2 separate regions of the Homo sapiens genome follow, and region 1 is linked to region 2. A link is an interaction called in ENCODE POLR2A ChIA-PET data of the cell type or tissue named here. Cell type or tissue: A673. All regions are shown on one strand. Each heading gives the region's core, and the rest is flanking DNA. Links, peaks and the distances in the headings are about the cores only. Region 1 has its middle 7.2 kb from the start of ADAT3. Region 2 overlaps BTBD2 (BTB domain containing 2).

Region 1 (4,382 bases), core at 130-4,129, 85 kb before region 2:
ATGAAGTCTTGCTCCCTCGCCCAGGCTGGGGTGCAGAGGCACAATCTCGGCTCACTGCAACCTCCGCCTCCCAGGTTCAAGCGATTCTTCTGCCTCAGCCTCCCAAGTAGCTGGGATTACAGGTGCCCGCCAACCACACCTGGCTAATTTTTGTATTTTTAGTAGAGACAGGATTTCACCATGGTGGCCAGGCTGATCTCAAACTCCTGACCTCAGGTTATCCGCCCACCTCGGCCTCCCAAAGTGCTGGGATTACAGGTGTGAGCCACCGCGCCTGGCTGTAATTGCCTCTTAAAGAGAAACAAGTCAGATTGGATTTGGGCGCACCCTCAGGACGTCATTTGAACCTAATAATCTCTTTAAAAAGTCCTGTCTCGGCGGGGGCCAAGCACAGTGGCTCAAGCTTGTAATCCAAATACTTTGAGAGGCCAAGGCAGGAGGATCACTGGTGCCCAGGAGTTTGAGACTAGCGTGGGCAACACAGCAAGACCCCATCTCTACAAAAAAAAAAAAAAATATTTGGTTAGCCAGGTGTCGGGGCACATGCCTGTGGTCTGAGCTACTCCGGAGCCCAATGTGGGAGGATCCCCTGAGCCCAGGAGTTTGAGGCTGTGGTGAGCCGTGATCAGCTCCCACTGCACTCCAGCCTGGGCCACAGAGAGAGACTTCCTATCTCCACGCCAAGTGCCTTAGGTCACGCCTATAATCCCAGCAGTTTGGCAGGCAGAGTGGGAGGATCACTTGAGCCTTACAAGTTCAAGACCAACCCGGGGCTGGGCGCGGTGGCACACGCCTGTAATCCCAGCACTTTGGGAGGCCGAGGTGGGCGAATCACGAGGTTAGGAGATCAAAACCATCCTGGCTAATACGGTGAAACCCCGTCTCTACTAAAAATACAAAAAATTAGCCGGGCGTGGTGGTGGGCGCCTGTAGTCCCAGGTACTCGGGAGGCTGAGGCAGGAGAATGGCGTGAACCCGGGAGGTGGAGCTTGCAGTGAGCTGAGATCACGCCTCTGCACTCCAGCCTGGACCACAGAGCGAGACTCTGTCTCAAAAAAATAAAAAAAAAATAGCCGGGGGTGGTGTCGGGAAGCTGAGGCAGGAGAATGGCGTGAACGCAGGAGGCGGAGCTTGCAGTGAGCCAAGATCATGCCACTGCACTCCTAGGCGACAGAGCGAGACTCCATCTCAAAAAAAAAAAAAAAAAAAAAAAAAAAAAAAAAGACCAGCCTGGGCAACTAAGAGAGACCTCTGTCTCTGCAAAAAAAAAAAAAAAATTTTTTTTTTGAGACGGAGTCTGGCACTGTCACCCAGGCTGGAATGCATTGGCGTGATCTCAGGGTTCACGCCATTCTCCTGCCTCAGCCCCCCGGATAGCTGGATTACAGGCGCCCACCACCACACCCGGCTAATTTTTTGTATATTTAGTAGAGACGGGGTTTCACCGTGTTAGCCAGGGTGGTCTCGATCTCCTGACCTCGTGATCCACCTGCCTCGGCCTCCCAAAGTGCTGGGATTACAGGCGTGAGCCACCGCACCCGGGTGACACTCCATTTTTGACCCCAGTGTTAGCACAGAGCTTTTAAACTTCCGCACTGCTGATGAGGGAGTGTGATTGTTCTCTGTTACCAGCACTGTCTCCCGCCCACCGGAGCCGAGTGTGGTGGGTGTGGACCTTCTGGGAAAGGGTGTAAACACGTGCTTAGATCCGGCCGGAAGCCCCGTGACCGGGGTGCAGCTGCCTTTGGTCAGTAGGTGGCAACCGTGTCCGCTTGATTTTGGGAGGGTCCGAGAGGCTGGTGCAGGGCTCCCAGGAGAGGCGGGGGCGATCCCACTTGCCTTGCCAGGATAACAGCAACAAGGGCTGCCCACGTGCATGCTGGGCAATAGGGATACCGCAGAGAATGAAAGTCCAGCCCTAGCAGGGCAGCAAGACCTCGACTCTACAAAAATTTCAACCACAACAAAAATTAGCTGGGCGTGACGGAACACATCTGTGGTCCCAGCTACATGGGAGGCTGAGGTGGGAGGATCGCTTGAGCCCGGGTGGCAAAGGCCACAGTGAGCTATGACTGCACAACTGCACTCCAGCCTGGGTGACAGAGGCAGATCTTGTCTCAAAAAAAAAAAAAAAAACAAAAAACAAAACAAAAACACCAAGGCCAGGCACGGTGGCTCATGCCTGTAATCCTAGCACTTTAGGTGGCTGAGGCGGGAGGATCACCTGAGATCAGGAGTTCCAGACCAGCCTGGCCATCACAGCGAACTCCCATCTCTACTAAAAATCCAAAAATTAGCCAGGTGTGGTGGCAGGCACCTGTAATTGCAACTACTCAGGAGGCTGAGGCACAAGAATCGCTTGAACCCGGGAGGCGAAGGTTGCAGTGAACCGAGATGTCACTGCACTCCAGCCTGGGGGACAGAGTGAGACTCCATCTCAAAAACAAAACAAAAAACACCAAAACGTCCTGTCCTGGTGGAGGTGAAATAAATGAGACATCCTTGGCCGGGCGCTGTGGCTCACGCCTGTAATTCCAACAATTTGGGAGGCCAGGCGGGTGGATCATGAGGTGAGACCGAGACCATCCTGGCTAACATGGTGAAACCCCGTCTATACTAAAAATACAAAAGTTAGCTAGGCGTGGTGGCAGGCATCTGTAATCCCAGCTACTTGGGAGGCTGAGGCATGAGAATCGCTTGAACCCGGGAAGCACAGGTAGCAGTGAGCTGAGATCGTGCCACTGCACTCCAGCCTGGGAGACAGAGCGAGACTCCGTCTCGAAAAAATATATGTATAGCCAGGCGTGGTGGCTCACGCCTGTAATTCCAGCACTTTGGGAGGCCGAGGCGGGCGGATCGCTAGGTCAGGAGATCAAGACCATCCTGGCTAATGTGGTGAAACCCCATCTCTACTAAAACTATAAAACAATTAGCCGGGCGTGGTGGCGGGCACCTGCAGTCCCAGCTACTCAGGAGGCTGAGGCAGGAGAATCGCTTGAACCTGGGAGGCGGAGGTTGCACTGAGCCAAGATTATGCCACTGCACTCCAGCCTGGGTGACAGAGCGAGAGTCCGTCTCAAAACAAACAAACAAACAAATCAGAAAGTTAATGGGATGCTGACGCAAAGAAACAAGCTGAACAAGGTGGTGACAGGGAAGTTGATACTGATTTTGGCCTCAGCCATGTGGAAACAGACAGAGGGTCTTGCGGGGAACTCCTCTCCTTTTTTGGACGCATTCCTGTTTTGTTTTGTTTTGTTTTGTTTTTTTAACTTTCTTAATTTTTTTCAGTTTTCGTCACACTTTGTCTAATACTATTTCTTTTTTGTTTTTGAGACAGAGTTTCGCTCTTGTTGCCCAGGCTGGAGTACAGTGGCACAATCTCAGCTCACTGCATCCTCTGCCTCCCAGGTTCAAGTGATTCTCCTGCCTCAGCCTCCCGAGTAGCTGGGACTACAGGTGCCCGCCACCACGCCCGGCTAATTTTGTATTTTTAGTAGAGACAGGGTTTTTCCATGTTGGCCAGGCTGGTCTCAAACTGATCTCATGATCCGCCTGCCTCGGCCTCCCAAAGTGCTGGGATTACAGACATGAGCCACCACGCCCTGCCTAAAATATTTGTTTTCATAATTAAAAACATTGTTTCTTAGCCAGGCCCTGTGGCTCATGCCTATAATCTTAGGACTTTGATTTTTTGTTTTTGTTTTTGTTTTTGAGACGGAGTTTCCCTCTTGTTGCCCAGGCTGGAGTGCAATGGTGCAATCTTGGCTCACTGCAACCTCTGCCTCCTGGGTTCAAGCGATTCTCCTGCCTCAGCCTCCTGAGTAGCTGGGACTACAGGCATGCGCCACCACACCTGGCTAATTTTTCGTATTTCTAGTAGAGACGGGGTTTCACCATGTTAGTCATGTTGGTCTCGAACTCTTGACCTCAGGTGATCCACCCGCCTCAGCCTTCCGAAGTGTTGGCATTACAGGCGTGAGCCACTGTGCTGGCTTTTTTTTTTTTTTTTTCTGCGACGGAGTCTCGCTCTGTCACCCAGGCTGGAGTGCAGTGGCGCCATCTCCGCTCAGTGCAAGCTCCGCCTCCCGGGTTCACGCCATTCTCCTGCCTCAGCCTCCCGAGTAGCTGGAACTACAGGCGCCCGCCACCACGCCCGGCTAATCTTTTTATTTTTTTTAGTAGAGATGGGGTTTCAGCGTGTTAGCCAGGATGGTCTCAATCTCCTGACCTCATGATCCACCCACCTCGGCCTCTGTACTTTTTTCCTATTGGCTGGGGTCGGGTCACACAATCTAAACTAACTTTGGTTGGCTAAACATTTGATTTTTTTTAGATAGGGTGGGTATGTAAAAGAAAGGGGAGGCCGGGCGCGGTGGCTC
Region 2 (4,382 bases), core at 142-4,141:
AAAAAAATAAAAGAAAAATGAAACCAAACCCAAGTGTAGAGGGATTTGTCTGGGCTTTCCACGAAGCTTGACCTGGAACGGGCGTTGCTTCCATCCCCATCCTGCCTGTCCGGGACGAGTCCGGAGCGGCTGGCGGCCTCCGGTAACAGAAACCGACTGATGAGGCGGAAGGTAAGGAAGATGGAAGCAGAGGGCAGAGCTGGGCTCTGTCTGGGGAGAGGGCAGGAGACGAGTGTTCACGTACCATGGAAAGGGGAAGTCACACACATGCGACTTGGCCCCGGGGGTCCCGTTCCCCGACACTACACAAATATACCTGAAAGCCTCAGCGACGGGGCCCAGGCAGGATGGTCCTGGCTGCTCTGACGGCGGAAGGCCTCCTTGACTCCCTCTGTTCACGCAGCAGGGCAGAAAACATCTCCACGGGGGCCACGACACTGTGAAGGGAATCAGCAGTAGCTCCCAGAAGAACAGCGGAAACTGCAGGCAGGTGAAGACCTTGGCAGCACTAGCCCCGGCTCCGCCCCGTGCCTTCTCCCCAGACAACACCCCATACCCGGCAGCAAGGGTGGAAGACCAGTACCACCGTAATATGTTGTGACAAAGCAGAAATAATGCACCTGTAAGAGTCAGATGGCAAGAGGGAAATGGAATGAGCTCATCGATGGTTTTCCCGGCAGTAGCTTGGGGATAAGGACTACTTGTCATGTGCTTTATATATTTACCCACATGTTAACCTTTTCTGATGCTCTTCATTTCTTTCTGCTGATCAGAAATTACATCTGGGACCGGGCAGGGTAGCTCACTCCTGTAATCCCAGCACTTTGGGAGGCCGAGGCTGGCGGATCACGAGGTCAGGAGTGCGAGACCATCCTGGCTAACATGGTGAAACCCTGTCTCTACTAAAAATACAAAAAATTAGCCGGGCGCCTGTAGTCCTAGCTACTGGGGAGGCTGAGGCAGGAGAATAGCGTGAACCCGGGAGGCGGAGCTTGCAGTGAGCCCAGATCTCGCCACCGCACTCCAGCCCGGGCGACAGAATCCCAAAACTACCTCTGGGATAATTTTCAGCCTGAAGAACTTCAATATTTCTTACAGTGCAGCTTTTTTTTTTTTTTTTTTGAGACAGGGCCTGGCCTAGGCTGGCGTGCAGTTGCACAGTCATAGCTCCCTGGAGCCTCCACCTCTTGGGCTCAAGCGATCCTCCCACCTCAGCCTCCCAAGTATCTGGGACCATAGACGTGCACCACCACACTCAGCTAATTGTTTTGTTCTGTTTTGTTTTTAGGTAGAGATAGGGTTGCCTGTCTGGCTCTGTTGTCCAGGCACTTGCGGAGGACGAGGTGGGAAAGTGACCCTGGGATGAGAGGCGTGAGCCACCACGCCGGGCCGAGTGCAGCTTTGTCGGTAACAAATTACAAATTAGCATTTGTTCCCTGAAAAAAATATTTATTTCACCTTTCTTAATAAGGATGTTTTTGCTGGTAGTGGCATTCCAGGTTGACAAAGTGTTTGTTTGGGACAGAGTCTCGCTGTCACCCAGGCTGGAGTGCATTGGCGTGGTCTCGGCTCACTGCAGCCTCCACCTCCCGGGTTCAAGCAGTTCTCCTGCCTCAGCCTCCCGAGTAGCTGGGATTACAAGCGTGTGCCACCACACCTGGATAATGTTTGTATTTTTAGTAGAGTCGGGGTTTCACCATGTTGGCCAGGCTGGTCTTGAACTCCTGACCTCAAGTGATCCACCCACCTCGGCCTCCCAAAGTGCTGGGATGACAGGCATGAGCCAGCATGCTCCACTGACAAAGTTTTTAAAACGCGGCGGCTCACGCCTGCAATCCCAGCACTTTGGGAGGCCGAGGCTGGTGGATCACAAGGTCAGGAGATCGAGACCATCCTGGCCAACACGGTGAGACCCCATCTCTACTAAAAATACAAAAAATTAGCCGGGCGTGGCGGCAGGCACCTATAGGCCCAGCTCCTCGGGAGGCTGAGGCAGGAGAATGGCGTGAACCCGGGAGGCGGAGCTTGCAGTGAGCCGAGATTGCACCACTGCACTCCAGCCTGGGTGACAGAGAGAGACTCTGTCTCAAAAAAAAAAAAAAAAAAAAAAAAAAAAAAATTGTGGGTCAACGTCTTTCATTCATTTTGGAAAATTCTTGGCTGTCATATAGCTTGAGTCTCATTCTCTCTCTCTCCTTCTGGGACTCCACTTACACATACGTTCAACCCTTTGGCTGTGTCACGTATCTCGATCTGTTCTGTTTTTCCATTGTTTTTACTCACTGTGCTTCACCTTGCATGTTTGTTTGTTTGTTTTTTGAGACAGAGTCTTGCTGTGTTGCCCAGGCTGGAGTGCAGTGGCGAGATCTCGGCTCACTGGCAAGCTCCACCTCCCGGGTTCACGCCATTCTCCTGCCTCAGCCTCCCAAGTAGCTGGGACCACAGGCACCTGTCACCACACCTGGCTAATTTTTGTAGTTTTTTTTAGTAGAGACGGGGTTTCATCATGTTAGCCAGGATGGTCTTGATCTCCTGACCTCGTGATCTGCCTGCCTCAGCCTCCCAAAGTGCTGGGATTACAGGCATGAGCCACCATACCTGGCTTTTTTTTTTTTTTTTTTTTTTTTTGAGACAGTCTTGCTCTGTCTCCCTGGGCTGGAGTGCAGTGGCACAATCGTGGCTTACTGCAACCTCTGCCTCCCAGGTTCAAGTGATTCTCCTGCCTCAGCCTCCCAAGTAGCTGGGATTACAGATGCACGCCACCACGCCTCGCTAATTTTTGTATTTTTAGTGGAGACGGGTTTCGCCATGTTGGCCAGGCTGGTCTCGAACTCCTGACCTCAGATGATCCACCTGCCTCGGCCTCCCAAAGTGCTGGGATTGCAGGCATGAGCCACCACGCCCAGCCTGTCATTTTTAAATGGATGCTGGACGTTGTAAATGACAGATGGTAGAAGCTGGTGCTGATGTTTCTTCACAGGGCTGTGTTTTCTTTTGGCAGGGTCCAGCGTAACAGCAGCCCAGTGAGACCCTACCAGGGTTTTGTTTTGGAGTGATGACGGCTTCCGTTCTGTCCTCCCCACAGGAGTGTTGCCCTAGCTCCTGGTGGGTGGCCCTTCTGGTGTCTTCATTAGAAGCCCAAGGTGTTTCCTTTTAATATGTATTTTTTTAGAGATGGGGTCTTGCTGTGTTGCCCAGGCTGGTCTCAAACTCCTGGCCCCTAGCAGTTCTGCCTCAGCCTGCCAAAGTGCTGGGATTGCAGGTGTGAGCCAGCACGCCCGGCCCCCAGGGTGTTCGACAAGGCCCCCTACCCCGCCAGCCTCCATCTCCATTGCCTGCTCCCAGCACTGCGCACTGTGGAGATCTGCTCAGCCTTCAGCCTCCTGGCAACTGTTTGCGGCTGGCTTTTTTTTTTTTAGACGGAGTCTTGCTTTCTCGCCCAGGCTGGAGTGCAATGGCACCATCTTGGCTCACTGCAACCTCCATCTCCCAGGTTCAAGCGATTCGCCTGCCTCAGCCTCCCAAGTAGCTGGGATTACAGGTGCCTGCCACCATACCTGGCTAATTTTTGTGTTTTTAGTAGAGATGGGGTTTCACCATGTCGGCCAGGTTGGTCCTGAACTCCTGACCTCAGGTGATCCACCCGCCCGGCCTCCCAAGGTGCTGTAATGACGTGTGAGCCACCACGCGGCCTTGCTGCCGGGTTTCTTGATGTCTTGCCCTGCACGTGTGCTCCTGAGGCAGCAGCCAACGGCTTGACTTCTCTGGCCACTGAGGCCACAACTGGGCACTCCCTGCTTTCTCTCCATCTCTCACATCCACGGTCCCCCAGCAGCCAGCAGGGCCTCCCCACGGGGAAATCGGCACACACGTCCATTGCATTTGGGTTTGGGGGGAGGTGTTGAGTTAGTTAGGGTCTTGCTCTTGCCCAGGGGGGAGGGCAGTGGTGCATCACTGCTCACTGCAGTCTCGACCTCCCGGGCTTCAGTGTGGCCTGTGGGTACTTAAGGAGGGTCTCGCAGCACTGGCGACCAGACCCGGGGTTCAGGGCCCCTCTCGGCGCACGACATCCCTCGCCCACTGCAGCCCGGATGACAGGGCAGAGAGTGAAGGGGAGCAAAGCAGTGTGCGCTCAAGGCAGGTGCATTTGTTTCTTTATTTAAAAAAATCATCTGGGGGCATGGTCTGAGGAGGACACCCCTCCCATGGCTTTGGGGAGGACGCAGGTTCCAGGAGTCACAGGGCAGAAACACGCGGGGTGGGTGGGGGCGTGGCCGGAGTGGGGAGGGGCTGTGCCCCCAGCACCTGGGGGTGGCTCCCACGGCACCAGGTGGGCTAGGGCAACAGTATGTACAGGCGAGCAGTGCTCCTGGACCCGGTCG

The links. Peaks named below come from ENCODE experiments on the same cell type or tissue, not always from the same donor. Only the 100,000 strongest peaks of a DNase experiment are listed, where the experiment ranks them.
Region 1: POLR2A ChIA-PET joins it to region 2 with 16 read pairs; 7 of 35 experiments call an interaction of 5 or more read pairs at or near these places.

What each region holds. Positions count from the first base shown.
Region 1 is chr19:1,896,047-1,900,428 of GRCh38, forward strand. No RefSeq gene overlaps it. Among named protein-coding and RNA genes, the nearest start is that of ADAT3, 7.2 kb to the right of the region's middle. RefSeq lists enhancers at 1,273-1,402, 1,410-2,105, 1,544-1,838 and a silencer at 2,910-3,082. In A673, for the core only: a CTCF peak has its summit at 1,718 (motif pointing right); a DNase peak (open chromatin) is centred at 1,695; H3K27ac peaks cover 544 bases.
Region 2 is chr19:1,981,311-1,985,692 of GRCh38, forward strand. It overlaps BTBD2 (BTB domain containing 2), which reads right to left. Exons shown (of 9, transcript NM_017797.4): 9 at 4,138-4,382. It overlaps CSNK1G2 (casein kinase 1 gamma 2), which reads left to right. Exons shown (of 12, transcript NM_001319.7): 12 at 1-28. Among named protein-coding and RNA genes, the nearest start is that of CSNK1G2-AS1, 29 kb to the left of the region's middle. In A673, for the core only: no CTCF peak of the experiment used is centred there; no DNase peak of the experiment used is centred there.